Linked DNA regions of Homo sapiens: region 1 is linked to region 2. Evidence: chromatin loops called from intact Hi-C (ENCODE). Cell type or tissue: heart left ventricle. All regions are shown on one strand. Links, peaks and the distances in the headings refer to the core of each region. The heading gives the core; the rest is flanking DNA. Region 1 overlaps TPST1 (tyrosylprotein sulfotransferase 1). Region 2 overlaps CRCP (CGRP receptor component).

What was found. Hi-C counts contacts between places; a loop is a spot of excess contacts. Peaks named below come from ENCODE experiments on the same cell type or tissue, not always from the same donor. Only the 100,000 strongest peaks of a DNase experiment are listed, where the experiment ranks them.
Region 1: it touches region 2 in a loop (3-fold over the local background); 3 of 110 quality-filtered maps call a loop at or near these places.

Annotation. Positions count from the first base shown.
Region 1 is chr7:66,322,754-66,338,369 of GRCh38, reverse strand. All of the region lies in intron 3 of TPST1 (tyrosylprotein sulfotransferase 1), which reads right to left. Among named protein-coding and RNA genes, the nearest start is that of LINC00174, 70 kb to the left of the region's middle. In heart left ventricle, for the core only: no CTCF peak of the experiment used is centred there; a DNase peak (open chromatin) is centred at 7,309.
Region 2 is chr7:66,134,037-66,149,652 of GRCh38, reverse strand. CRCP (CGRP receptor component) reads right to left here. Exons shown (of 6, transcript NM_014478.5): 4 at 15,279-15,373; 5 at 4,153-4,210. Among named protein-coding and RNA genes, the nearest start is that of CRCP, 27 kb to the right of the region's middle. RefSeq lists enhancers at 989-1,168, 448-1,647. In heart left ventricle, for the core only: a CTCF peak has its summit at 8,520 (motif pointing left); DNase peaks (open chromatin) are centred at 3,932, 4,172 and 8,502.

The sequences.
Region 1 (15,616 bases), core at 4,082-12,081, 190 kb before region 2:
AGTCTATCTCTCTCTTTAGGTCTATTAATATTTGCTTTATATATTTGGGTGCTCTGGTGTTGGGTGTATATATATTTACCATTGTTATATCCTCTTGCTGTACTGACCCCTTTGTCGTTATATAATGGCCTTGTCTTTTTTTTAACCATCTTGATTTAAGTTTATTTTATGTGATAAAACTATAGGCTCTCTTGCTCTTTTTTGGTTTCCATTTGCATAAATTATCTTTTTCCATACCTTCACTTTCAGTCTGTGCTTATCTTTACAGATGAAGTGAGTTTCTTGTAGCCAGCATATGGATGGGTCTTGTTTTTTAATCCATTCTGCCACTCTTAATTGAAGAATTTAATCCATTTATATTCAAAGTTATTACTGACAGGTAAGGGTTTACTACTGCCATACTGTTCCTTGTTTTTGGTTGCTTTGTAGATTCTTTCTTCCTATTTTCCTCTCTTACTGTCTTCCTCTATGGTAAGTGATTTTCTCTAGCAGCGTGCTTTGATTTTGTGCTATTTATTTTTAGTGTATCTATTATAGGTTTTTGCTTTATGGTTACTGTGAGGCTTACAAAAAAATCTTATAATAGGTTATTTTAAACTGATAATCACTTAACTTTGCAAAGAAAAGTAACAAAAACTCTATACTTTAACACCGCCATTGCCATTTTGACTTTTTGATGTTTTGATTTAATCTTTTTATTGCTTAAACAATTGTCTGTCTCCTAAATAACCGTTGTAGTTACTGTTTTTAATAGTTTTGTCGGCCGGACATGGTGGCTCAAGCCTGTAATCCCAGCACTTCAGGAGGCCGAGATGGGCGGATCACCTGAGGTCAGGAGTTCGAGACCAGCCTGGCCAACATTGTGAAATACTGTCTCTACTAAAAATACAAAAATAAGCCAGGTGTGTTGGCACATATCTGTAATCCCAGTTACTCGGAGGCTGAGGCATGAGAATCACTTCAACCCAGGAGGTGCAGGTTGCAGTGAGCTGAGATTGCACCACTGCACTCTCCAGCTTGAGTGACAGAGCGAGGCTCTGTCTTAAAAAAAAAAAAAAAAAAAAAAAAAATTTGTCTTTTAGTCTTCATACTTAAAATATAAGTGGTTTACTCATCCCATTTGCAGTATTACAATATTCTGAATTTTTCAGAAGTCTTCTTTTACCAGTGAGTTTTCTTTCTTTTGCCGGTGAGTTTAATGCCATTAGATGCTTTCTTTTTACCCATTAGCATCCTTCACTTTCTGACTGAACAGCTCCCTTTAGCATTTTTTGTAAGACAGGTCTGGTGTTGATGAATTCCCTCAACTTTTGTTTGTCTGGAAAAATCTTTATCTTGCCTTTGTGTTTATAAAGGGTAACTTTGCTGGGTACAGTATTCTTGCTTGGCAGTTTTTTTCTTTTCCTTCAGCACTCTAAATATACCATTCCACTCTTTGCTGGCCTACAGGGTTTCTGCTGGGATATCTGCTGAAAGCTCTATTGGGGTATGTTGAATGGGACACATTTCTTTTCTCTTGCTGCCTTGAGTAATCTTTCTTTGTCTTTGATTTTTGTTAACCAGATTGTTATGTGCCATAGGTATCTCTTCTTTGGGTTGATTTTAATTGCTGATCACTGAGCTTCCTGTACCTAGACAGTGTCATCTTTCTCTAGATTTGGGACTTTTTCAGCCATGATTTGCTTAAGTATGCTTTCTACACCCTTTTCTTCCTCATCTTCAGGAATTCCTATTATGCAGAGGTTAGTCTGCTTGATGGTATTCCACAATTCTTGTAGGTCTTCTTTACCCTTTTTTATTCTTGCTCCTCTGAATGGGTAATTTCATATGTTCTGTCCTGAAGCTCACCAATTCTTTTATTTGATTAAGTCTGCTGCTAAAGCTTTCCAATGAGTTATTCCAGTTCAGTTACTGTATTGTTTATAGATAGGATTTCTATTTGTTTTCTTGTTTCTATTTCTTTGTCAAATTTCTCACTACATACATGGATTGCTTTCTAAATTTCATTTAATTTTCTATCTCTATTTTCTTGTGATTCCCTGAACATTTTTTTTTTTTTTGAGGCGGAGTCTTGCTCTGTCTCCCAGGCTGGAGTGCAGTGGCACAATCTCAGCTCACTGCAAGCTCCGCCTCCTGGGTTCACACCATTCTCCTGCCTCAGCCTCCCGAGTAGCTGGGACTACAGGTGCCCACCACCAGGCCCTGCTTATTTTTTGTATTTTTAGTAGAAATGGGGTTTCACCATGTTAGCCAGGATGGTCTCGATCCCCTGACCTCGTGATCTGCCCACCTCGGCCTCCCAAAGTGCTGGGATTACAGGCGTAAGCCACCATGCCTGGCAGATTCACTGAACTTTTTAAAGAGGCTTATTCTGAATTCTCTGTCTGACATTTCATAGATCTTCAATTCTTCTGAGTCCACTGGTGGAGCTTTGTTGGTTTCTTTTGGTGGTGTCATATTTCCCTAAGTTTTCATAATCATTGCTTGTTTATGTTGATGCTTGCACATTTGAGGACACAGCCATTTCTTCTAGGTTTTGCAGGTGTTCTTTGGTGATTTCGGGCCTTTACTTAGTATGAGAGCTTAAGTACTGGCCTATTGTTTCTTCCCATTCTGGGGAAGACTTACAGTGAGCATCAGAACTGAAACACTGCACTAAAACTAAACTAACTTGCCCTGCCATTCAAAACATTGCACTAAAACAGAACTAACTTGCCCTGCCGTTCAAAACACTGCACTAAAACTAAACTAACTTGCCCTGACATTGTTTCACAGACAGGAAGACTTATAGTGACCACCGAAAGGTAAACATTGTTCTCCAACTATATTGCTATCCTGTCATCATTTCCCAGTCTGTGAAAGTCTTAAGTGCTTAAGTGTACACTGGAAGTTAATCCCAACTTTTTTTTTTTTTTGAGACACAGTTTTGCTCTGTTGCCCAGGCTGGCGTTCAGTGGTGCGATCTTGGCTCACTGTAACCTCTGTCTCCCAGGCTCAAGCGACTCTTTGCTTCAGCCTCTGAAGTAGCTGGGATTACAGGCACGTACCACCACATGCAGCTAACTTTTGTTTTTGTGGTAGAAGTGGGATTTTGCTATGTTGCCCAGGCTGGTCTTGAACTCCTGGGCTCAAATTATCCACCCAACTTGGCCTCCCAAAGTGGGATTACAGAAATGAGCTGCCATGCCCAGCTTAATCCCAATCTTATAGCTGTTTCTGGGCCACGGGAAGGTTCCATGTGAGCACTAAGTTTTGTGGAAAATCCGACCAGGGATTCAGGCCTTCCCACTGATTACACCCCAGTGGCACTAAGACACTGGCCATCCTTGTCAATAGGGTGTCTCGGCTAATTAGAGTACAGAGTAGCTGCAAGATCCATATACTAGTTGCTACAATCAGTGCCCTGCTCTTTGTCCCCACTTTACCCCAGATAGTTCAGCTCTCCTGGCTCTCCCTGATGGGACGGGAGTGGGCTCCCTGGGAAGATTCCCAGACCAGTGAGGAGACTGAATACACACCTCCAATTCCTTCCTCTCACCTTGGAAACTGCAGGGCTAGGAAAATTCTCCCTGAGTGGTGTTATGCCAGCTTGGGGGGAAGGGGTGGCACAGTCTGAAATGACCACTTATTTTACAAAAAATTTTGTTGGCCCAGGAGGTTTCTCCACTTCTTCCCCAAGTTCTGGTGAACTCAGGTTGATATTCTTGTCTTTGAATACTTTTTTTTTTTTTTTTGAGATGGAGTCTCGCTCTTTCACCCAGGCTGGAGTGCAGTGGCATGATCTTGGCTCACTGCAACCTCCAACTCCCGAGTTCAAGCAATTCTCCTGTCTCAGCCTCCTGAGTAGCTGGGATTACAGGCACCCACCACCATGCCCAGCTAATGTTTGTATTTTTAGTAGAGACGGCGTTTCACCATGTTGGCCAGGCTGGTCTCGAACTCCTGACCTCAAGTGATCCACACGTTTCGGCCTCCCAACATGCTGGGATTACAGGAGTGAGCCACCGCGCCCAGCCTGAATAATTTCTAGTTGCATTTTTGTGGGAAGAGTGATGCCAGGTATCTTTTATTCCACTATCTTGCTGACATCACACTCTCCCCCTAGTGTCTTTATTTTCTCTAGTTTTCTTCCTCCCTAAGGGAATCTATCTCTTCTGCAGAGGGGGAGGTGGGGTATAGAGATAAGGATCTGGAAGTCTAACTGTTCCTACACAGACTGTCAACCTCCCTATTTTTAGTATCAGACTTCATCCGTTTCCCCTAATTTGTAATACTTGATGTTTCTAATTCCCAAACATTTGTAGGGTTCAGGGTGAACTGGCTTGCTTCTTGTCCCTTTGCTTTTTTGTATCCCTGTTTTTCAGGCACTTACATTAAGTTACCTTCCAAATGGCTCAGTCCCTTACCATTTTTATATTAGCTTTCCATATTCGTATATTATGTTTTGATAGTGACAAATGAGTTTAGGGTTGCTAGTTTGGCGGCCTCTGAAAAGTTGGACATGAAAGACATGTACTAAAGTTAGAGGATCCAGTAGTACTAGTTTTAAGGAAATATGTTATTAGGGTGCACATACAGTATATACATTCTCTGAGGTCCAGGGGACTTGTGGCTGGAGGCTGCAAGGGTTTGCCAAGGCTGGAAACCATCACTTATGGGAATGCAAAGCTAACAAATAAACTACTATTAGAAAACAAATTCTATGTTGTGCAAGGGAAAAAAGGAGGCACGTAATTCCCATAATCTTTAACTTTACTGTTAATTATTCACAAGAGACTGGAGCTGGGAAAAAAAGACTAAAGATTTTTTAACCTTCCCAGTTCTAATGTTTTATGATTCTGAAGGAAGTTTCTCAAAGCCTGAGTGACACAGAGATTGCTTTCTTAGTTCCACCTGTGGCATCTCTAGCAGGCCTTCTGGGTCTTTTGTCTAACAACCTAACGCACTTTCTCGATCTTCCACAGTACACACACTACATAAGACCTAAAAGAAATGCATATACAAATGTGAGCTCTATATACAGTATTTAACACTGCTTTATAGCTTTTACTTGTGGCAGTGGTGGTATGTTTCCATACAAGAGGCTTTGGCTGTCAACAGACACCATTACAAAGAAAATAATTCAAATATAAAAGTAAATTGTATTTGCTGCTTTGGGTTTGTAGACGGAAATCAGGGTCAAGTTTTTGGAGTGAGGTATAATTAATTCCACTATAAGAACAGCCTTCAACTGTGGGATTACATAGAATACAGAGATAGAGAAGAAAGGAGAGTTTGCCTAAATTGCTTGTGAAGTTTCAAAAACCTAAGAGATTCTGAGCATTGGCTAAAGTGAGCAATATGTCATGTTTGTCATCTGTCCTCAGGCCACTCTTAGCTTTCTTACCCTTACTAAGCCCAGTGCCACTTCATCTGTCACCACGGCCTCCCCTATACAGTCATCTCTTGGTATCCACAGGGGATTGTTTCCAGGATCCCCTGTGAATAACAAAATCCACAGGTGCTCAAGTGCCTTATATAAAATGGTGTAGTATTTGCACGTAACATACACATATCCTCCTGTATACTTTAAATCATCTCTAGACTGCTTATAACACCTAATACAATGCAAATGCTATGTAAATAGTTATCCTGTATTTTTTAGGAAATAATGACAAAGTCCGTCACGTTCAGTACAGATGTAAGCATCATTTCCCCCCCACATATTTTCAGTCCATGGTTAGTTGAATCTATGGATGTGGAAACCACAGATACAAAGGGCTGACTATAGTAACAATTCATAATTAAGATGTAAACAGGCCAGGCATGTTGGCTCATGCCTGTAATCCTAGCACTTTGGGAGGCCGAGGCGGGTGGATCACCTGAGGTCAGGAGTTCAAGACCAGCCTGGCCAACCAGTATGGTGAAACCCCATCTCTATTAAAAATACAAAAAATTAGCTGGGCTTGGTGGCGGGCACCTGTAATCCCAGCTACTCGGGAGGCTGAGGCAGGAGAATCGCTTGAACTCAGGAGACGGACGTTGCAGTGAGCTGAGATTGTGCCTTGCACTCCAGCCTGAGCAACACAAACGAGACTCTCATCTCAAAAAAAAAAAAAAGATGTAAACAAAAGTCTCAGTGCAACTTAAAATAAATGTCATTAACATTACTTGTAGACCGCAGATCCAATTCTCTATAGCAGTAGTCCCCAACTTTGGGCCGGTTTTGTGAAAAACAATCTTTCCATGGACCAGCAGAGGGGATGGTTTCCGGATGATTCAAGCACATTACGTTTACTGTGCACTTTATTTCTGTTATTATTACATCATAATATATAGTGAAATTATTACACAACTCACTATATTGCAGAATCAGTAGAAGCCCTGAGCTTGTTTTCCTGCAACTAGAGGGTCTCATCTGGGGGTGATCGGAGACAGTGAAAGATCATCAGGCATTAGAGTCTCATAAGGCAAGAACAACCGAGATGCCTCACATGCACAGTTCACAAAAGTGTTCGTGCTCCTATGAGAATCTAATGCCATTTGTTTTAATACAAAAATCACAATTACTTTTGCAGCAACTTACTAGATACAGTAAACAGGAAGGCAATGGGCAAGTACTGATAACTAAGAGGTAACAAATGAAACAAAGAAAGAAACAGAAATTATAAAAGGCAGACAGAAGCCTTAAGTTTTTAGTAAAGAGATGAACAGTTCTATACCCTACATAAGGAGAAGACAGACACCTTCTTTTTATAACACACAATTGCTAATTTTCTTTTGATGAAATAAAATTTCAAATAATGATCAGTAATTTATTTTAAAAGGCAAGAAATATGTGATCAAATGCAGAAGTGATTCTACTCCAAATTATTAAGATTTGGTCCCTTCATGGTAAAAATCTATCCAGAAACTTAGCTTTTAAGGATGATTCACTTCCCAAGGGTTTCAGATAGCCAAGGTTTTACAAGTTATAGGAAAAATCGTCAGAAATGTTATTAAGCCAATTCTGTACTTGGATTAATCTTATGAAGAACATGACCTTGTTTAACCCTCTTCAAGTGTGGGACAGATCTAGTGACTGGCTTCTAACAACCAGAATTTGGCAAAAGTGATGGGATGTTACTTCTGAGATTAAGTTACAAAAAGTCTGTTATCTTTTGTCTTGAGCACTCTATCTTGCTCTCTTGCTTGGTTGCTTGCTCTGAGGTAGGCCAGCTGCATGTTGTCAACTGCCGTAGACAGAGGCTCATGTGGCAAATAACTGGCATCTCCAGCCAACAGCCAGTGAAAACCTGAGGCCTGCCAACAGTCACATGAGAGAGCTTGAAGGCAGATCCTCTCCCAGCTGAGCCTTGGATGACTGCAGCCCAGCTGACAGCTTGACTGCAACTTCATGAAAGATCCTGAGCTAGAAGCATCTAGGTAGCTTTGCCTGGATTCCTGAACCACAGAACCTATGAGACAACACGTTTGTTGATTTAAGCCATTAATACGTTTTAGAATAATTTGTTATGCTTCATATATAAATCATACAGATTTTGGTATCAGGAGTAAAGTTCCATTGTCACACATACCAAAAATGTGGGAGGAATATTAGAACTGGGAAATAGGTTCTAATAATAGGGCCCAGTTCTAATACTTTAAGGCCTTTCAGGAGAGGAGCAGTAAAGCCTAAATTGCCAGGAATTGATAGTTGGTAGATTTTAGATTGTTAGGAGGTGGACTGTGAGTTTTAAGGAATGTGAGGAACATCTGAGTAGAAACTGGAGGCAAGGGATCTCTGTTAGGTAGTTGTGGAAAGTTTAGCAACCCAATTTTACAGTGATGTGGAAGGTAGAAAATGTGCCGAATGAATTAGATGGTCTAGCTAAAAAGATTTCCAAGCAAAGTTAACTGCCAGGTTTCTTCTTGGTGTTTACAATAAGATGTAAGAGGACAGAGAAATTGAGGGAAAGATGGTTTAAAAGGAGCCAGGACACAATGGTTTTGAAAGTGGATGTGAAAATTCTTAGCCTCACCATCTTCAACACTAGCAGTGTGGCAAGCTCACATTTCCTACACTTATTCTGCTTCCCATCTTCAGAGCCCCTTCTCTACCTTCAACTCCCTTGCCTCTCCTTTATGAGGACCCTGGTGATTACTTTAGGCCCACCAGATGATCGGTAATCTCCTCATCTAAAATTCCTTAATTCCATCTGTAAAGTTCCTTTTGCCAGATAAGGTAACATATTCACAGACCCCAGGGATTAGGAAATGGCCATCTGGGTTGATTTGTTTTTCCAACTTTTATTTAGATTCAGGGGGTACATGTGCAGGTTTGTTACAGGGGTATAGTGTGTGATGCTGAAGTTTGGGATATGATTGAACCTGTCACCCAGGTAGTGAGCACAGTACCCAATAGGTAGTTTTTCAACCCTTATTTTTCCTTCCCTCTTCTGCCCTCTTGTATTCCCAGTGTCTACTGTCCCCATCTTTATGTCCATTTGTACCCAGTGTTTACCTCTCACTTACAAGTGAGAACATGAGGTACTTGGTTTTCTGTTTCTGCATTAATTCACTTAGGATAATGGCCTCAAGCGCCATCCAAACTGCTGCAAAGAACATGATTTCGCTCTTTGTTATGGCTGTGCAATATTTCATGGTGTATATGTACACATTTTCTTTATCTAATGGAAGTGGACATCTTTATGGAGCCATCATTCAGTCTACTACTTGCAAGCAATAGACAACTAATGCATTATATTTAGAATTTCTGCAGTTTATAAAGAGGAACATAGGGATGAACAAAGTGTCATATACTGGAGAAACGCCAGTCATATAGCCCTCACAAACAAAAACCTCATACACGTCTTCAAATTTTAACATAATCAGTTGTCGAGGAAAATGCTTTTATTCTTAGGGATATGCGCTGAGGAAGCATAATATCTGCAACTTTCAACTAATACCAATAAAAAAAAAGCCATGTGAGTATACATATGCACAGAGAAGATAAAGCAAATATGGCAAAATTTTAACAATAATTCTCTGTTAGGGTATATAGGTATTTATGGTACTATTCTTTCCAGGTTTCTCTATAAAAAATTGGAAAAAATCAGGAAGATAGTTTCAACACAACAAATATATTAACCATGCAAAGCTCACTGTAGTAGATTATAAGGAATATGTCATTTGTGGGCCAGGAGAAGTGGCTCACACCTATAATCCCAGAATTTCAGGATTCCTGCCTGAGGCAGATTGCTTGAGTTCCAGGAGCTCGAGAACAGCCTGGACAACATGGAGAAGCCTCGTCTCTACAAAAAAATACAAGTATTAGCTGGGCGTGGTTGTGCGCACCTGTAATCCCAGCTACTTGGGAGGCTGAGGCAGGAGAATTGCTTGAGCCCGTGGGGTTGAGGCTGCAGTGAGCTGTGATTATGCCACTGCACTCCAGCCTGGGTGACAGAATGAGACCCTGTCTCAAAAAAAAAAAAAAAAAAAAAAATATATATATATATATATATAGAGAGAGAGAGAGAGAGAGAGAGAGAGCGGGAGAGAGAGAGAGTGAGAAAGAGAGAGAGAGAGGCTGGGATCCCAGCACTTTGGGAGGCCAAGACAGGCAGATCACTTGATGCCAGGAGTTCAAGACCAGCCTGGTCAACATGGCGAAACCTGGTCTCTACTAAAAATACAAAAATTAGCCAGGCGTTGTGGCATGTGCCTATAGTCCCAACTTCTCAGGAGGTTTAGGCAAGAGAATTGCTTGAACCCAAGAGGCAGAGGTTGCAGTGAGCCAAGATCATGCCACTGCACTCCAGCCTGGGCGACAGAGTGAGGCTGTCTCAAAAAAAACAACAAAAAAAAACTATTTCATTTGTGAATGGGCTAAAACTGAGAAACTCAGAGGTTAGCAACCTATTCTGTAACAAAGGCCAGGGTAAATATTTTAGGTTGTATGAACCACAGTCTCTGTTCCAACTACTCAGCTCTACTGCTGCAGGGCAAATGCAGCCACACAAAACATATAAATGATTGAGCATAGTATGTTCTAATAAAACTTTATTTACCAAAATGTATGATAGGGCCAGGCGCGGTGGCTCACGTCTGTAATCCCAGCACTTTGGGAGGCTGGGGCGAGAAGATTGCCTGAGCTCAGGAGTTTGAGACCAGCCTGGGCAACATGGTAAAACCCCATCTCTACTAAAAATACAAAAATTAGCTGGGCATGGTGGTGCACACCTATAATCCCAGCTACTCAGGAGGCTGAGGCAGGAGAATTGCTTGAACCTGGGAGACAGAGGTTGCAGTGAGCTGAGATCGCACCAATGCACTCCAGCCTGGTCTGGGTAACAGAGCAAGACTCTGTCTCAAAAAAAAAAAAAAAAAAAAAAAAAAAAGGAAAGGAAAAAAAAAAGAAAGAAAAAAAAACACCAAAAACACAACAAAGAGACAAACAAAATGTATGATAGGCCAGATTTGGCCTGCAGGCTGTGATTTGCTAACCTCTGATTTAACTAAAATCAGTTTTTAAAAAATAGATCTTTAGACCATCTCCAGAAATATGTACCAATGACTAAACTATGTGCTTAACACAACATTATGCATTATGGACTCTACATTTTTGCTTTTTCTCATAGTTTTCTTCAACGTACATACACACACACACACGCACTTTTTTTTTTTTTTAAGACAGGGTCTTTCTCTGTCACCCAGGCTGGAGTACAGTAGCACAATCACGGCTCACTGCAGCTTTGACCTCCCAGACTCAAGGGATCCTCCCACCTCAGCCTCCTGAGTAGCTAGGACTATGGGCACCTGCCACCACACCTAGCTAATTTTTGTATTTTTTATAGAGTCAGGGTTTTGCCATTTTGCCCATCCTGGTCTCAAACTCCTGGGTTCAAGCGATCCACCCACCTTGGCCTCCCAAAGTGCTAGGATTACAGGCGTGAACCACTGCACCCAGCTGTACATATACATTTTTTAACTCTAAAGGTTAAAAGACTAGTCTTACAACCAGGGGTTCTGAATTCAGATTTACTGTGAACTAAATATAATTTATCCCTCTCCTTTCTTTCTGTAAACTCATTGTAAACTCTAATATAATCCTTCCTTCCAATTATAGTCCAGAGCACAGAATTAATCAGAAGCCTTAGTTTCTGACAAACTTTCATCATTGGTTTATGCCTGGCCTGCTGTTATTTATTTAGTAATATAATTTATTATTTTTAAATAATGCAATAAACATTCCCCTTTGAAGAATTATGACTTGATAGTTTCACATGCAGAGAAAACAAATAACTCCAGCCAGATATGATTACACAAAAAGGAATCTGGAGTTTGAAATCCCCCTGGGCTCCTGTGGTCCACCAGATGCTCATTATCTCTAAAACACAAATACTGTAAAACAGCTGATAACATTCATGTTTACATATTTTCATTTGTTTCAAAATATTTTGGCAGCTTTGCAAATCTCAGACTCAGTTCTAGGAAAGTTCAACAGTCTTGTGCTGCCTAGAAACAAATGAATAAATGTTGTCAATACTTATATCAAGAAGAAAAAAAATTAGTCAGTCTAGAAGCATGATATTCTTTCTATTCCAACAGTAGATAGAATTTAGGAAGAATTCTATTTCTTTTAAGTAAAGGAAATGGTTCAGTGTATCAACTTTCAATGAAGTTGGACAAGATGGATTGGAATGTGAATTGAGTTGGGAATGTGTCGTGACTGTGAAATAGGAACCTCTTACTCTTACAGAAAGTAGTACAGAGGAAATTTAGCATTAAGGCATTGATTTCCTGGTGGGGGGAAGTTTAGTGTGCAGAATGATTAGGAAATCATATTATTTGACCACAGGACATTTATCAGGCAGGAATGCTATTATTTCTGTTCAAAGGAAATAGTCCCAAATCAAGTTTTCAGAGACACTGAAAGACAGTTAATATATACAAGTAAAGTCAACAGTAATTTCATCAATTTCCTTTCACTGGAGTCCTTTTCCCCTCTTTTCTCAAACTGGGGAACTTTTACTTATCCTTTAAACATGAGAATACAGTAGCGCCATCTCTGAGCTCACAGGGCATTCTGAATGCCCTGTTCTTACGGCAGTTATACTGAATTACCATTAATTGTAAATCTATCTTCTTCACTGGACTTAAAGGAGACAGGTAGAGTCTTAATCATCTTTATATTCTAGATGGAGGAACAAACAGACATGTGGATCAAAGAAGAATAAAAGCGTAAGATCCTTTCATAGTCATCTCCATTTTTACAGTTGATAGACTCACAGAAGTTTCTGAAACCAATTTACAGCATAGATTGAACATAAAAAGACAGAAAAAGTGACTCTGTTGGAGCCTCCCTGATTGCAACCTGCTGGATACAACATTATAAAATACTGGCATTCATTCTATCATTCTATTCAATTCTTGCGAGAAGAAAATTAAAGAAGTTTTACTTTTTAAAAAAATTAAAGGCCAGGCATGGTGGCTCACGCCTGTAACCCCAGCAATTTGGGAGGCCAAGGCGGGCAGATCACGAGCTCAGGAGTTCGAGACCAGCCTGGCCAACATGGTGAAACCCTGTCTCTACTAAAAATACAAAAATTAGCCAGGCATGGAGGCGGGTGCCTGTAATCCCAGCTACTTGGGAGGCTTAGGCAGGAGAATCATTTGAATCCGGGAGGCACAGGTTGCGGTAAGCCAAGATAATGCCACTGCACTCCAGCCTGGGTGACAAAGCAAGACTCCATCTTAAAAAAATAAAATAAAATAAAAACACTGTATAGGCAGCTGGGCACAGTGGCACATGTCTGTAGTCCCAGCTACTTAGGAGGGTGAGGTGGGAGAATCACTTGAGGCCAGGAGTTCGAGACCAGCCTAGGCAACATTGGGAAACCCTGTCTTGGGGGGAGGGGGGAAACTTAAAAAAATTGTTAAAAACCATTGTATAGTATTCTCTTTTGCTTAATTACACTTTAAAATGTTCATGAGGGAACAACGAAAAAATCCAGGCATGAAAAAAAAAGAAAAGAAAAATGGTAGTGATATGGTTAGGCTTTGTGTCCCCATCCAAATCTCCTCTTGAATTATAATCCCCATAATCCCCACGTGTCAAGGGAGAGACCAGGTGGAAGTCACTGAATCACGGCAGAGGTTCCCCCATGCTGTCCTCGTGATAGTGAGTGAGTTCTCACGAGATGTGATGGTTTTATATGGGGCTCTTCATCCTTCACTTAGCACTTCTCCTTTGTGACTTGTGAAGAAAGTGCCTTGCTTCCTCTTGACCTTCTACTATGATTTTAAGTTTCCTGAGGCCTCCCCAGCCATGCTGAACTATGAGTCAATTAAACCTCTTTCCTTTATAAATTACCCCGTCTTGGGCAGTTCTTTATAGCAGTATGAAAACGGACTAATACAGGTAGAAAACCTAAGAAGTTCTCTCTAGCCACCAACATCAAGACTTTGATATAAGAAAGAACAGAATACATTTTCAAAACCAGTAATTTTAATCTTGTTTTTTTTGCCTGGAAGAACATTCTATGTAAACCACATTTCAGATATGAGTGTTTTGTCTTGTTTTTTTTTTTTTTTTTTTTTTTTTTTTTTGAGACAGAGTCTTACTCTGTCACCCAGGCTGGAGTGCAGTGGCACAGTCTTGGATCACTGCAAAACCTCTGCCTCCCGAGTTCAAGCAATTCTCCTTCCTCAGCCTCCCGAGTAGCTGGGATTACAGGAACCCACCACCAGGTTTGGCTAATTTTTAGTAGAGACAAAGTTTCACCATGTTAGCCAGGCTGGTCTTGAACTCCTGACCTCAGGTGATCCAGCTGCCTCAGCCTCCCAAAGTGCTGGGATTACAGGTGTGAGCCACTGCACCCAGCCGAAAATGGCTATCATTGCACCAGCATTTAAAAGCTGAAATCTAGATATCTTTTTTTTCCCCATTTTAAGTAGATTTTAATAAAAGTATATATGTAAAAAGTTTATACGTAAAGGAAAATGTGCAAACCACAGCTAAACAGCTCAATCAAATTCTATGGAGTAAACACAGATTGAGAAATAGAAGATGACCCAGTGGCCTTCCTTGTCCCTCCTTCTAGTCATAATGTATCCTTTCCTCCAATAAGAGTAACTCTGAACTTTACAGGAATGAAATCATACCCCACCCCTGATAACCTCCATTCTACTTTCTATCTCTATGAATTGACCTATTCTATGTACCCCATAAGTCAAATTATACAACATTTGTCCTTTTGTGTCTGGCTTATTTCACCCAGCACAGTGTCTTGAAGTTTCATCCTTATTGTAGCATGTATCAGAATTTCATTCCTTTTTAAGGCTGAATAATATTCCTTTGTGATCTATTGATCCATCTTTACCACATTTTGTTTACCCATTCATCTGTAGATGGACATTTAGGTTGTTTCCACCTTCTGACTGTTGTGAATAGTGCTGCTATGAACACTGGTGCACAAATATCTGTATCCCTGCTTTGACCTCTTTTGTATATATACACAGAAGTGGAACTGCTGGATCAAATGGTAATTCTATAATTTTTTGAGGAACTACTGTACTATTTCCCATGTATTTTTTATTATAAGCATCCCGGTGGGTGTGAAGTAGTATCTGATTATAGTTTCAATTCACCACAAATTGGGTGATTCAAGAGGAACCAACTCTGGCTGACTTAAACTACTAATTGGGTGATGTAAATTTTTATTATTTGACTTGCAAGAATTCTTTATATAATCTGGATACCAATCTCTAGATAGCATCTGTGGGTTGTCTTTTCACTTTCTTCATAACATTTGTAATACAAAAGTTTTTAGTTTCGATGCAGCCCAATTTGGATTTATCTCAGGAATGCTAGGGTGGTTCAATGTAAGATAATCATCCAGTGTAATACATAATAATAAAATATAAAGAAAAACACATCATCTCAATACACACAGAAAAAAACACTGGGCAAAACTCAACATCACTTCATAACAAAACACTTAGTAAACTAAGAACAGAAGAAAGCTTCTTTAACATGATAAAGGACGTTTATTTAAAAATCCACAGCGGCCAGGCAGGGTGGCTCACGCCTGTAATCCCAGCACTTTGGAAGGCTGATACGGGTTGATTGCCTGAGCTCAGGAGTCCGAGACCAGCCTGGTCTGGATAGATGGCCCAATTAAAGAATCAAAATAAAGTTAAAGAAATCAACTCTAAAGAAACACAATTTTGCAAGTCATGTATCTGCTATGGGGTTAATATTCAGAATTACATAAAGAACTTCTACAATTCACAGCAAAAAATCAAAAAATCCAATTAAAAATGAACAAAGTATTTCTTCCCAAAGATGATACATAAATAGACAACAAGCATATGAAAAGATGCTCAACATCACTAATCATCAGAGAAATGCAAATCAAAACCATAATGAGTTACCATTCATATCCATTAGAATGGCTACTATTTAAAAAAATAAAAAATAAAAAAATAAAAAAAATAACAAGTGTTGGTGAGCTGTGGAAAACTGGAACCTTTGTGCACCACTGGAACCTTTGTGCACTACTGGAAGGGATGTAAAATAGTGCAGCTGCTATGGAGTAACAGTACGGCAGCTTCCTGAAAAAATAAAAAATAGAACTCCCATATAATTCAGCAA
Region 2 (15,616 bases), core at 3,927-11,926:
AAAAAAGGTCTTGACTGTAATTAAGGAGGATTGGATGTTGATAAAAGCTCCGGCCGTTAGTGAACTTAGCAAAATTCTTTTCTGCACATTATTTTCTCAAACGGAGATCATCTTTTCTCCAGGTTAAATAATCAAATCTTGGCTATTTCCCTCCTTTCCCTGCTTTATTCTTTGGGCGCAATCATCACTTACTGCAGTCTCAAACTCCTGGGCTCAAGCAATCCTCCTGCCTCAGCCTTCCAAGTAGCTGGGACTATAGCTATGTGCCACCATGTCCAGCTAATTATTTTTTATTATTTTTTGTAGAGATGGGGTTGCCCAGGCTGGTCTTGAACTCCTGGGCTCAAGTGATCCTCTCACATCACCCTCTCAAAGTGCTGGGGTTATAGACATGAATCACTGTGTCCGGCCTTTCACCTTTTCTTTCCAACACAGGAGAAACAGTCCAAATAAAGAAGTAAAGTTCAAAGCACCATCTCAAGGTTCTCAGATACCAACCATTTCAGGTAGTTGAGAACATAAGGGGAAATAAAACTTAAAAATCCAAAGTATCAACAGCTGGGTTAACATAAATGATACATTTATTATCTCAATCCCAGGAGCATCAAACCGGGTTGCCGACCTCCAAAAATGGCAACTTGAAGTCGCCAAACCTAAAGTCCTACTTTCCTCAAAATGATTCAAAGATCTGATAGCAACAATGTATACTATTAAATATTTGATCCAGAACAGTTCACTGAATCTGGCTTTCTAAATTTCAACTTTCTCTAATGTAAAATGAAAGTAACGCCTACAGCGAGGACAAAAGGAGAACACATGTAACAGTGTTTTACAAGCAATAACGCTCTATATGAGTCAAGACTTCATAATCACGAAATCACTAACAGGCCTAGATGGTAGTGCTGTTCAGGGCAGTGGCCTGTGAGGTCACAGGATTCACTGACCTCAGGCCGGAGGGCTCACAAATCATTCCAAATCAATACACAACCGGGCACAACAAGTCCTAAGCTGGGTGGCCACCTCATTTCCTCACCGAGCCTCTGAGTCAGCAGGCAGTCATCAGAGGGCCACAGCAAATCACAGCCCAGGCGTAACTGAAGAGGTGAGGCTTCAGCCTCCAAAAGACACCTGGCTTCCAAGTGAATGCTAATAAATGTTGGATGCTGGGACTGTTTTCTGAACCCAGGGAGAAAAAATGGCTCTAGTGTTAATATAGGGAACTTCTCACTCAAGTCCTTTGTGCTTGCCACTGTAAGTGAAACCTTTTATTTCCTTTTGTTTTCTAGAGAAGGAGTTTCGCTCTTGTCGCCCAGGCTGGAGTGCAGTCACGCTCACTACACTTCGCTCACTACAACTTCCGCCTCCCAGGTTCAAGCGATTCTCCTGCCTCAGCCTCCCAAGTAGCTGGGATTACAGGTGCCCGCCACCATGCCCAGCTAATTTCTGTATTTTTAGTAGGGATGAGGTTTCGCCATGTTGGCCAAGCTGGTCACAAACTCCTGACCTCAGGTGATCCACCCACCTCGGTCTCTTAAAGTACTGGGATTACAGGCGTGAGCCACCGTGCCCAGCCATTTGCTTTTTTTTTTTTAAAAGACAGGTTCTTGCTCAGTCACACAGGCTGGAGTACAGTGGCACTATCATAGCTCACTGCAGCCTTGAACTTCTGGGCTCAAACAATCCTCTCACCTTAGTCTCCTGAGTAGCTGGGACCACAGGTGTGCGCCACCATACCTGGCTAATTTTTTTCATTTTTTGTAGAGATGGGGTCTTACTATGTTGCCCAGGCTGGTTTTGAATTCCTGGCCTCAAGCAATCCTCCCACCTTGGCCTCCCAAAGTGCTGGGATCACAGGCGCAAGCCACCATGTTCGGCCACAGCTTTCATTTCTTATTCACTCTGGTGAGAAGCGATACTGCTACAAACCTTGGTAAACAATTTGCTACCTTTTGTAGCCAAATTCCAGAGTGGGAAGAATCTGGCTATAAAATGGTCCAACTACTGAGAAACAGCAGTTTCTACCAAGGCCTACCTACTTTGTAGAAACGAGAAGGAAACCATCTCAGGGGATGCCACACACATCTTTCTTCTCATCAAGCACAAGTACCTGGCTTGGAGGAGCAAAGTAAAGCTTCTGAATCAGAAGGTCCCAATCAGCCACTCACCAGCCCTCTGGGCTAAAATGGAGAGGACACTTGCCCCCTTCCAAGACTATGGGGCGGGCATTCGAAGTGACAGACAATCACAGGCACCAGGACCAAGGACTGAGACCGTGTCTGGCACACCCCATGCACTCTTTTTTTTTTTTTTTCCCAAGATGGAGTCTCACTCTGTCACCCAGGCTGGAGTGCAGTGGTGCAATCCTGGCTCACTGCAACCTTGGCCTCCCGGGTTCAAGTGATTCTGCCTCAGCCTCCCAAGTAGCTGGGATTACAGGTGTGCACCATCATGCCCAGCTAATTTCTGTACTTTTAGTAGAGATGGGGTTTTACCACTTTAGCCAGGCTGGTCTTGAACTCCTGACCTCAGGTGATCTGCCCACCTTGGCCTCTCAAAGTGCTGGCATTACAGGCATGAGCCACCGCGCCCGGCCCACCCCAGGCACTCTCAATAGCAGCAAATCTTCCCCCAAGTAATGATACCACTTTCCACAGGCTCTGGCTGAGGTCACACTAATCCTCATCTCTTCTCTCTGCCTGTCATTAAGCCATGAGTAACATATGTTGCTGATTAAAGCTGGAGGAGACATGACATATGATCTTTAACCCAGAGGGACAGGGATTCGTTTCTTGCTGTTCTGTTTGTTTTTTCTCTCCTCTAAGCTCTAGGTTGAAACTCCAATACAGTGTAAAGCATGAAAATAATCAGGACACATGAGAAAGGGGTTTCTATTTAGCCTACAGGCGGGTTCCCAGAGAAAGGCACCCTTCATGAAAGGAACTGTTCTAATTTAATTTTGGGTACATTCTGAAGGGCAAAAACAACCCTAGGAAGACAATGAACAATTTAGTAAAAAATTAAATACCCTGTGGCCTTTTAAAAAGTTTTTCCATTAGCAACTCTAAAAATCGTATTTTTGACCATTTTCTTCCATACTTTTCTAAAGGAAATTTGACAAAGAGCTAAGTATTTCTAAAACTGACTTTGGAAACTGCTTTATTCTCATTTTGTTAATTCTCTAAAGTTTCTTCTTCTTTTTTTTTTTTAAACTGGCAATTAGACGGCCTGCTTAACACTTGTCAGGTACCGATGCTCTCTGCCCTGTAATAAGAAGGCAGCGGCCACAGCGTGCCCAGTGGTGGCCCGGGTATCTCCCTGGATCATTTCCCGGGCCCCTTATCCCATCGTAGGCCCCTCTACTCTGGCTGCCTCCTCCTATTCCAAAGCCTACGCTCTCAGTACAAAGCGGACTTCACAAGTGATGAGGCTGTACTAAATAAACGGTTTATGCAGGGAAATGGGATCACATTCATGGTTTTAGATGTGATCTCTGACGGTGATGTGGGAGATGGACTTGGGGAGCCAGGGAGAATGGGGAGAGGATAACCGCAAGAGCCGCGTGAAGAAATAATGGCAGAAATCAACGCAGTACACGGGGGAGAGAAGCAAGAACGAAGACAGAAGCAACAGAACTTGGGGACTCCCTGACTGTGAGATGAAAGGAAGAGAATGGCTTGCAGGTTTCCGGCGTGGGAGGCCAGGCCAGGAGATGAGCAAGGAAGGGAGCTGATGGGACAGCGCACACATGCTCCCCTCACCCAGAAAGAGAGGAAGCAAGAGCAGGGTGAAGGGTGGGCGTGGGGACAGAGAATGTTCACCAGAGACATGCTGAATTTCATGTTTTTTATGCAACATCTGGTTGGCAACAACGCCTACAGGGAAGCAATGGCCAGAATGGCCTGGACATCAGGGGAGTCGGAGAGCCGCCAAGTCATCAGCCAAAACCCTAGAGGAGGAATGAAATCTCCTCCAGTGTTTTGTGGTCCCTAAGTCCACACTAACTAGGATCAAACTGGCAAGGTCTCTTTTTCCTTAAGAAATGGAGTGGTTGGGCAGCCTCTTAAAAAAAACGCAGTTCCTGGCTTGTCCACCACAGCCATTCTACATCTCAGACCCACAGCAGCCTCCCCAGCACAGGCGCCCTTCACTCACCAGCTGGATCTCCACAGCAGTCACAGGCCGGTGGTTCAGCAGCTGGAGCTTCTCAGCTCTGTGGAGGGAAAGTACAGCGTTGACAACTCGCATAGCCCTAAGTCCTGAGTCCTGACTGAGCTGCACAGAGAATAATTTGCCAGATAAAAAATGGGAGAACCACTGGAGTGTGGCCCTCAGTTCCTTCAACTGTAAATCGAGAGAATGGGAACAGGAGCGTGTATGTGAGTGACTCCCAGCCCACGGTACGAATGGGTATCAGAGGCATGATTGTAGGAAACAAAGCAGCAGGGCATATGCCATTTTAAAAACAGGGGGGTCATTTTCTTTTTTCCTTTTTTTTTGAGACAGAGTTTTCCTCTTATTGCCTAGGCTGGTGTGCAGTGGCACGATCTTGGCTCACTGTAGCCTCCGCCTCCAGGGTTCAAGTGATTCTTCTGCCTCAGCCTCCCAAGTAACTGGGATCACAGATGCTCGCAACCACACCCACCCAGTAAATTTTTGGTATTTTTTTAGCAGAGATGGGGTTTCATCATGTTGGCCTGGCTGGTCTCAAACCCTCGACCTCAGGGGATCCACCTGCCTCGACCTCCCAAAGTGGTAAGATATAGGCGTGAGCCACCGTGCCCGGCCCAGGACGGTAATTCCTATCTGGAAAATGTGAAGAAAATAATGCTTTCTTCATCCAAATTATAGAAAGTACCAACTAACAAAATCACCTTAGGCCAGGTGTGGTGGCTCATGCCTGTAATCCCAGCACTTTGGGAGGCCAGGTGGGAGGATCCCTTGAGGCCAGGCATTCCCAATCAGCCTGGGCGACATTAAAAAACCTTACAAAAAAATTAAAATAAATTAGCTGGGCATGATGGGTTGCGCCTGTAGTCCCAGCTACCTGTAGTCCCAGCTACGGAAGGCAGAGGACAAGGAGGTGAGGCAGGAGGATCGCTTTAGCCTGCACTCCAGCCTGGGCGACAGAGCCACACCCTATCTCTAAAACTAAAAAATTAAAACACACAAAATCATCTTGTGTGGTCATCTCTTAGAAATGGGTAAATTCCTTTTTGAGATGAAGATTTAATATTTCCCAAATTTGACTTATTATCTTAGTAAACAAAACAGGGACTAAAAGGGGCAGGAGTTAATACACAGAAATACAGGTACAGTGCCTCTGCCCTGAAAGCACTTAACCCAGCTGGAGAAAGAAGACAAATACATGTAAATTTTCACAACAAAAGATCTGAGTGACAGTTAGATATAGTGATCATCTGCCTCAAAGAAAGAAACAGATCATTGCTGAAAGGGTGGCTGAATCATGTGGACTCTGAAAGACTACAGAACTTCAGAGGAGATCAAATGACTGCAGTGACCACCCCTGTGCAGGCAACAACTTCTACATTTCTCTCTCAATTTGACCCTGGGGCTGCATATCCATCTTTCCAATCAGCTCAGTAAGTATTTATCGCATTAAAGACCTTCTGGAGTGAAAACATGAAGAAGCCACGACTCCTGCAGCCATGTGTTGGGGGAAGCAGAACACTTACCCACTCTCCCTGAGCCTCAGTTTCCTCATCTGTGAAATAGGAATGATAACAGTACTTAACTATCTTATGAGAGGATTAACAGGGATGAAAATCTTTCCAGAGGCCGCCACTACCATTTATTGCTTGCTTTCCATGTGGAACTACATCAAATCCTCAGATTTCACTGACACTGAGAGAGTAAATAACTTGTCTACAGTTGCAAAGCTAGTAAATGGCAGAGAAGCTCCTGTTCTTGGCCATCTGCTTCTAGTGTACATGTGATAATGGATGGAAAGTGTCATAATGCCATCTGTCTCACGATAGTTTCTCCATAAATGGCAGTCATTATTAGGGCAGTTCTAGTCAATTTCTACTGCTTGTAATCCCCCAAATGTTTACTCTAGACTCAAGGAGGGAGACTCCACAGAGATGACCCTTGCACTAGATCCTGATGGCTTTTCAACACAAAAGGGATGGGAGGGACAGCCAGCCAGGGCAGGAACAACACAAGGACGTGCCCAGAGGAAAGAAAGCTCCCGGAGTTTTAGGAAACAGCTAGAGAGGGGTGGGACATGGGGTGAAAGAGTCATTTGGGACAAGATCGAAAGGGCCCTGACTATCAAGAGGCTGGGTGTGACTTGGTCAATATAGGAGAGCAATCAAGGAAGAGGGGCATGCTCTGGCTGGTGCTGGCAGCGATTTGGGAAGACCCAAGAAAATGGAGGCAGACAGTGAGGAATGCATTGTAACACCCCCTGGGTGAGTGAGAGTGAGTTATGAAGTTGGCCAGCAGGAGCAGGCATGCCAGTAAGCGTCTAAACACGTGAAACACTTCCCGTCACCCTCAGGTAAAGTCAACAGGACTTGACAACTGCCTAGATTGGGTAGGATCAGGGAGGAGGAGTGAGGGAACAGATAGAGTCAAGGTTAGGTTGTTTAGAAAAAAAATACATTATTTAACATGAAATTTGAGTTTGTAGTACCTTTATAACTCTGAAGAGGCTTCTGTCAAAAAGTGTGTCTAGTTTGGTCTAAAACTAAAGGAAAAAAACCAGCACTAGATTTATTTGCAAGGAGTTACATGAAACCATGGAGTGGATATTATGGGTCCAGAGACCAACTGTGGAGTGAGTGAAGACCAGGACAGAACACCATAAAGTGCCTCCATTTAACGGGCCAGGAGAAGCCAGGCACGGTGGCTCACATCTGTAATCCCAACACTTTGGGAGGCTAAAGTAGGAGGATCACTTGAGGCTGGGAGTTCAAAAACAGCCTGGGCAACAAAGTGAGACTCTGTCTTTACAAAAAATAAAAATAAAACAATTAGCCAAGCATGGTGGCATACACCTGTAGTCCTAGCCACTCAGGAGGCTGAGGCAGGATTGCTTGAGCCCAGGAGTCTGAGGCTTCAGTGAGCTATGATCACACCACTGCACTCCAGTCTGGGAGACAGAGCGAGAAAAATAGGTTGACTGTGTCAATATAGAAGTCACTGTATTTGCCAACCAAGAGGTCATTGGTGGCCTGTGCAGTTCAGTGGAATGACAGCTGTGCTGACAACTGGACTCTGAGGACTGAGGAATGATTGTGGAGGAACGAACCTCTTGATAACACAGAAGTAAAAAAGCAGCTCCAGCCGAAGGAGGGAGGGTCTGGAAGGAGAGTGGAGAATGGCCACCGGCTGGGGAGACAAACACATGGAGAGGCTGAAATTCCAGGAGGGAAAAGTAAAGACCCTCAGAAACTGCTGCCCAAATCTCCAGCAAAGGGGCTCATGTTCCACTGAGACCACGGTGAGGGGAACCAGCAGCCAATCGGAAAGGACTGGAAGGGAGATGAGTTCATTCCGGTTAGTTTTCTCAGTTCCCGTCTGAGAGGTCTCCACGTGAAGAGGGAGAAGAGGGATCGCAAAGACTAAAAGCTACAGAGGATAGGTAACGAGATGACCAGAAGATCAGCAAAGACATTCACAACCGCTCCCTGAAAAACTCCAACTCGAGGTCAAACCACCAAGCAAGTTCCCTGTCCTACACCCAAGGAGCTGAGCACTGCTGTGGTCACAGCAGGCCCCCATGCACTCCACACTCCAGTCTGGGGTGGTGGAATTAAGGGGGTCAGCGCACAAACATTCCCTGCTGGCTTCAGAACCAAGCCACTTTCATTGTCTCTACCTTCTTCCCTTGCTTCTCAACTCCCTGCACCCTAGCTCTTGCCCAAGTGATCACCAAAAGTGTTCTTGCTTCAAGGGCCTGGTGCCTCCACACGGACAAATCCAGCGGCTGCTCCTCGGTCCTACTCCATCTGACACTGCTGATCATTCCCTCCTTAAAACTGCCTGCCCTCGGGGCTTCCATGACACCTTCTCTTTCAATTCTTTCCTGATCCGACTCTCCCTTCTTCATCTCCTTCTGGATTTTCTCTTCTCCAGAGAGGCTCTGGCACTCTCATGGTGCTGACTTTCATCCTCTGACCCTCCTACTGACGTCCTCACCCAGGCCTCAAAATCTCAGCTACCACTACAGGCTGTAACCAAGAAGTCCATGCTTTCTGGAGACAGAGAGAGGAGAAGGACCAGAGAGCAGATCAGAGGCGGGGACGGGCAGCAGGGTGGGCGAGGTGGGAGAAGTGCACGTGGTTAATGACTATGAAAAAATAGAAAGAATGAATAAGATCTAGTATTTGATAGTCCAACAGGGTGACTACAGTCAACAATAATTTAATTGTACATTTAAAAATAACTACAAGAGTATAACTGAATGTGTTATGCTCACAAATATAACAAGAGCTGCAAGTTCCCAGAGGAGCCAGGCCCAGCCACAGTGAAGAAGCCTGCCGCTCCCTCTTCTGGCTGTTGGACAACAACGCTGCCTGAAGCGTTAACTCTTGGCAGAGTCATGGAAACAAGCAATTAATCAAAGGGTTGAGGTTAAAAGGATTAGAAAGCCTTTTAAAAAGATTTTAAAAAATCTTCGATTTTAGGATCATTAGTGGAAAAAAGGGAGCTAAGATCAATCCTCCTTGAATACTACAGTCTGCTTTAAATTTATATAGATCATGGCCAATCACGAATCAGCTTGCAAGACAATGCCTATGTATTTGTAGGTTTTTTGAACAGTATTTGTCCATACTTACAGTAGAAAAGATGTTGGGCTTAGGAAGCAATACATTAGCCCAAAGAGATGAAAAGAGGCCTTAAAAATCAACTGTTAGCACTTCTGCTACAGGAGAAGATGGAGGAAGCCCACGAAAGCCTTTCTCTCTCCACAGATTACAGTGAAAAATTTCGACACAGCCGGGCGCAGTGACTCATGCCTGTAATCCCAGCACTTTGGGAGGCTGAGGCGGCGAATCACCTGAGGTCAGGAGTTCGAGACCAGCCTGGCCAACATGGAGAAACCCCGTCTCTACTAAAAATACAAAAATTAGCGGTGATGGCATGCACCTGTAATCCCAGCTACTCAGGAGGCCGAAACAGGAGAATCACTTGAACCCAGGAGGCGGCAGTTGCAGTGAGCTGAGACTGTGCCACTGCACTCCATCCAGCCTGGGTAACAAGAGCAAGACTCCAACTCAAAAAAAAAAAAAGAAAAGAAAAGAAGAAATCTCCAGACAAAAAAACAAAAAAAATACCCGACTCTGAAAAGCAAACAAAAGCAGGTGGTCTGGGAGGGAAACAAAACCTGAGAACCATTTGGGGTGGAGGATGGATGTGAGTTTCTTGGGGCTTTTTCCCCTTTTCTCTCAGGGCCTCAATCCTGGTGCAGCTGCGGTGGCCCCACAAGCAGCTCCAACTCCAGGAGAAATCCAATCTTTCTCGCCAGGAGACTGAGAAAGGCTGGAGACCCAGGAGGAGCTCACAACTCAAGGGCAGCCCCCCAGGTGGGGACCAGCAACAGGCGTAGCCTGGAAGGGAGCCCTTGCTGTCCAGAGTGCCCAAGAGTCATTTTTCCCTTTTCCCTTTTCTACTTTCCCTGCTCTGCTCCAAGGACAGCTCTAGTAACAACAGGTGGGCAAACCTTTGAGAGAAACTCGGAACTTGTGGCTACAGGACCCAAAAGGGGGTATCATGTGGGCCAGAGGGTAGGAGCAGGGAAGTTCCAGAGAGGAGAGCTAGAGAAGGGGACTCCTCCAAATTTGAGTATCAATCAACACAAATTCTAGATTCACCTGAGCTGTTTATGTGCAGAACAGCACCAAAACAGCAAGCATGGAACAGACCCAGCACAGCAAAGACCCCAAGTGAGAAGGGAGCAAGTTCCACCGCCAGTCCAGTCCCATATGCAAAGACCCAGAGTGGGTTTCAAAACCAAATGACACTGAAATCCTTGCCCCGGAAGGCAAGACCGACTTGAAGTCTGAACCTAATTGGATTGACAGCCTCCTAAAACACAAACCAGAAGCTTTTAACAGGACCCAGAGTCTAAACAATATAATACTCAAATGTCCAGGATACAATCTACAATTACCTCGACCACGAAAATACGACTCATTCTCCAGGGAAAAGATAATCAACAGATGCCAAGCCCATGATGACATGTTAAAATTATCAAGATTCTAACTATTATAATAACTGGGGGAAAAAGTAAACATTCCTGAAATGAATGGAATAATACAAGTTCTCAGGAAAGAATAGAAGTTATAACAAATAACCAAATGGAAACTTTAGAATTGAAAAATACCTGAAATGAAAAATTCACTGGTAGGCTTGATAACGGAAGATGCCAGAACAATCTGTGCATATACAGACAGATCAACAGAAATTATCCCATTAGACTCTGAGGCTGCAGTGAGCCTGAGGGTGCCACCGCACTTCAGCTTGGGCAACAGAGTGAAACCTTATCTCTACTAAAAAAAGAGACAGGAAAAAAAAGAGAAATTATTCCATTTGAACTACAAATTTTTTTAAAAAGGAACAGAGCCTCAAAGACCTGTACAGCAGTATCAGAGGTTTACCAGTTGTGTTTCTGGGAGCTGAAGAAAAGGAGGAGAAAGAGATTGGGATAGAAAAAATATTTCAAAAATAGCTGAGAACTTCACAAATGTAGTAAGAAACATAAATTTACATAATCAAGAAGCTCAGCAAAAATAAACTGGGGAAAAAAAAGCTGAAATATATCATTATCAAATTATTGAAGACCAAAGACTTGAAAATCTTTTTTGAAATTTATTTAAATTTTTTTTTTTTTTTGAGACGGAGTCTCGCTCTGTCCCCCAGGCCGGAGTGCAGTGGCGCATCTTGGCTCACTGCAAGCTCTGCCTCCCGGGTTCACGCCATTCTCCTATCTCAGCCTCCCGAGTAGCTGGGACTACAGGCGCCCGCCACCATGCCCAGCTGATTTTTTTTTTTTTTTTTTTTTTTAGTAGAGACGAGGTTTCACCGTGTTAGCCAGGATGGTCTCGATCTCCTGACCTCGTGATCTGCCAGCCTCGGCCTCCCAAAGTGCTGGGATTACAGGCGTGAGCCACCGCGCCCAGGCTAGTGAAGTGAAGCAGTAGGAGTAGAGGGGGATAAAAAAAATCTTAACAGCAGCCAGAGGAAAATGACACATTAGGGTTAGAGTGATAGCGGATTAAAATTTTTTTTTAATTAATTATTTTTCAAAATATAGAGATGGAGTCTCACAATGATGCCCAAGCTGGTCTCAAACTCCTGGCCTCAAGTGATCTTCCCGCCTCAGCCTCCCAAAGTGCTGAGATAATAGGCATGAGCCACTGCATCCAGCCTGATCACAGATTTCTAATCAAAAACTGTGACAGCCAGAAGTCACTGAAATGACATCTTAAAAGTTCTGAAGGAAAAGATCAATCAACCCAGTGAAATTATCCTTCAGGAATGAAAGGAAATAATGACATTCTCAGCTAAATGAAAATAAGAGAATTTGTAGCCAAGAGACCTGTTCTCAGAAAAGTGCCAAAGGCAGTTCTTCCTGGTGAAGTAAATGATAAAAAGGACGCAGGGCACTTCAGGAATAGAGAGGAAAAGAAATGATGACAAAAAGACTATTTTTGTTCTCTTAAGTTCTTTAAAATATGTAAGAATACAGAAAGTCAATGTAAAAACACTACTAATAGTATGCAGATTATATGTTTCAATGTATGTAGATTATATGTTATAAATACAACCATAACACAAAAAGAAGGTAAAGAGACTTATATACACCAACTGGTAAAATATTAACTCTGGACTATAAATGGTCAGGCATGCATATTATTAACCCTACTAGTAACCTAGTAGGGATCCCTTCAGTAACTACTAAAAACAAAAATAAACAAAAAGATACAGCCAAAAGGCTACAAATCTTTTTAGCTTTATAGATATAGAAAAAGCAAGTGACAACATTCAACATCCAATCTCAGCAATCTGAACTTCCTAAACCTGGTAAAAGACATTCATGGAAAACCTAAACTAGCATCATACTTAATGGTGAAGGACTGACTGTTTTCCCTTAATATCAGGGACAAGATGAGGATGTCTGCTCTCACCACTCCTACTCAACATCATCCTGGAGGCCCCAGCCAGGGCAATGAAATAAGAAAAAGAAGGAAAAGCCATACAGATGAGAAAGAAGTAAAACTCTGTTTGCAAATACCACGACTTTCTGCACAGAAAATCCTAAAGAATACACTAAAAAAGTTCCTAGAACTAATAAGTGGATTTATCAAGGCTGGAGGGCATAAGATCAATATAAAGTCAGCTGTACTTCTATATCAGCAATCAACAACTAGAAATGAGCACCATTTACAATAGCACGCAAAATTATGAAATAGGTATAAATCTAAAAAAATTTGTGCAGAACCTGTATGCTACACTGTTTTCATGGACTAGAAGGTTCAGTATTGGCGGGTTGTTTTTTTTTAACCTTTGACTGATCTTAAATTATTATTATTATTAAATTTTTTTTTGAGACAGTCTCGCTCTGTCGCCAGGCTGGAGTGCAGTGGCGCAATCTCGGCTCACTGCAACCTCCATCTCCCAGGTTCAAGTGATTCTCCTGCCTCAGCCTCCCGAGTAGCTGGGACTACAGGCGCCCCCGTCACCACACCCGGCTAATTTTTTGTATTTTTAGTAGAGACGGGGTTTCACCATGTTGGCCAGGATGGTCTTGAACTCCTGACCTCGTGATCCACCTGCCTCAGCCTCCCAAAGTGCTGGGATTATAGGTGTGAGCCACCGTGCCCGTCCGATCTTGAATTATTAATATTGTCAAGATGTCAATTCTCCCCCAAAACTGACCTATAGATGTAAGGCAATCCCAATCAGAATCTCAGCAGGATTTGTTCCAGATATCAACAAGTCAATTCAAAAATGTATACATAGGCCAGGCACGGTGGCTCACACCTGAAATGCTAGCACTTTGGGCAGCCAAAGCAGGAGGATCACCTGAGGTCAGGAGTTCAAGACCAGCCTGGCCAATAGAGTGAAACCCCATCTCTACTAAAAATACAAAATTGGCCAGGCACGGTGACTCACACCTGTAATCCCAGAACTTTGAGAGGTCGAGGTGGATGGATCACCTGAGGTTGGGAGTTCGAGACCAGCCTGATCAACATGGAGAAACCACGTCTCTACTAAAAATACAAAACTAGCCAGGTGTGGTGGCAGATGCCTGTAATCCCAGCTACTGTGGAGGCTGAGGCAGGAGGAATCACTTGAACCCGAAGGCAGAGGTTGCGGTGAGCCGAGATTGCACCATTGCACTCCAGCATGAACTCACAAGAGTGAAACTCCATCTCAAAAAAAAACAAACCAATAAAAAAAAAACGGGCTAGTTTTCTTCTCATGTAAACTCTTGATGTATGACGTTTTCAATTTTAAAAGGTTGAACTCATTCCAGACCAAGAAAAGGAACTGGAAACTACAAGAACTCACAGAAGATGATCAAGCCACTTTTGCCTCAAGCAAACACAAATGTCAAAAGACTTCACTGATCAACTTTATAAAAAGTACTTTAACTTGTCAACCCTACTTTTCATCCAATTTGGTCTGAATTCTGGGAGTGGGGTTGATGCGATATGTCATACAAACTGGGACTCCAAGAAAAGATTTTTTTTTTTTTTTGAGACAGAGTTTTGCTCTTGTTGTCCAGGCTGGAGCGCAAGGGCGCGATCTTGGCTCACCGCAACCTCCGTCTCCCAGGTTCAAGCGATTCTCCTGCCTCAGCCTCCCTAGTAGTTGGGATTACAGGCATGTGCCAGCACGCCCAGCTAATTTTGTATTTTTAGTAGAGATGGGGTTTCTCCATGTTGGTCAGGCTGGTTAGAACTCCCAACCTCAGGTGATCCACCCACCTCAGCCTCCCAAAGTGCTGGGATTACAGGCATGAGCCGCCACACCTGGCCAAGAAAAGATTTTTAAACCCCATTAAGATTTGTTCCTCATGGCACATGTATACATATGTAACAAACTTGCACGTTGTGCACATGTACCCTAGAACTTAAAGTATAATTTTGAAAAAAAAGATAAATAAATAAAAAAAGAAGGAAGAAAGGTCTTCTGCATTTACCCATTCAAACCAGGGTTAGTACTTGATTAATATAATATTTCAATTCTGTCTTGTTTTTTCCCCATTTCTACATTATCACATTTCCTTCCTTTCAAAACAATTTAACTTATTTTACTAATATTTTGAGATCAGCTCGTGACATTTAATGTTCTCAATAATTAGAGAAGAATTACTTTGGTTAGCCTAGAATATACTCACTTGTGTTTCTAAATTAGTAAGCTCATTTTCATCTAGATAATGGGAGGCTAGAGAGGTCCTGCTTTAAGAGTAGAACTATTGGTTCTACCAATTTTGGCTTGGAGGCACTGCGTCTGTAAGAACCAAGTGGCCCTGATACTCAGCTCTTGGTGTGAAGTGCTTTGTAAGGTTTATCTGAATTGAATCATTAGGGAAGAAGCAGTGTTAATAACATAGAAATGGTTGGCCCTGTTCACATTAATGGTTAATAAATAAGGTTGCATCATTTATGGCTTCTGGAGTCCAAAAAGGACATCTACACATATTGTTTCCATGAAGACACCACCCTTCACCCTTTCCCCAGCCTTGTGAGTTTAGCAGATGATCCTTATTCAGTGGTAAGGATAATGAAACTCAGAGAGGTCAAATACCTTTTCCAAGGTCATGGTGCTATAAGGGGCAGAAACTGGACTACAGCCCAGGTTCCCCGATTCCAAGCTTGTTATGCTGTGGTCAGATGCTAGCAGTTGGGAGTTAGCAGATATAAATAAACTGTATTTTGGCCCATTTGATTGAGATCTCTACCTATGACCTAAATTTGCCTTCTTTTCCATGAAGCATTTCCATTTCCCCTCACCCGTCTTTTTTGAGAATGTAAATTAATCTCTGCTAATTTTGCAGAATAAGCAGGCAGAGTAATACAGTATCACTAGGATAAATGAACTTTCTTCATTTATAAAAAAAAAAAAAAAAAGATTTGTTCCTTACTCTAGTCCCTATGTCTAACTTTCAGTTGTTTCATCTCCAATACTATAATCCTTCTTTAAATCCAAACCCAGCCGAATATCAATACACGGTTGCTACGAATGTAGCAACTATCATTTCACCATGTGTCACGCTCTTCCTACTTAAGAGATTTACTTACTTGGTCAACTTGTGGCTTTTCAATGCTGTGAGAAATTCTCTGACAATTTCAGGACTCTGGTGCCTGCATGGTGTTTTTGATATGTATTTTAACGTCTGGCAAAAAAAAAAAAAAAGAAAAAAGCCAAGCATAAGACAAAGAACCCTGAATGAGAAAAAACAAAGGCAATGACTGTAATTAAAATTCTAAAATTTTGTTTGTAAAAATCCTGTAGAGGCTGGGCACGGTGGCTCACACCTGTAATCCCAGCACTTTGGGAGGCCGAGGTGGCCAAATCACCTGAGGTCAGGAGTTCGAGACCAGCCTGGCCACCATGGTGAAACCCCATCTCTACCAAA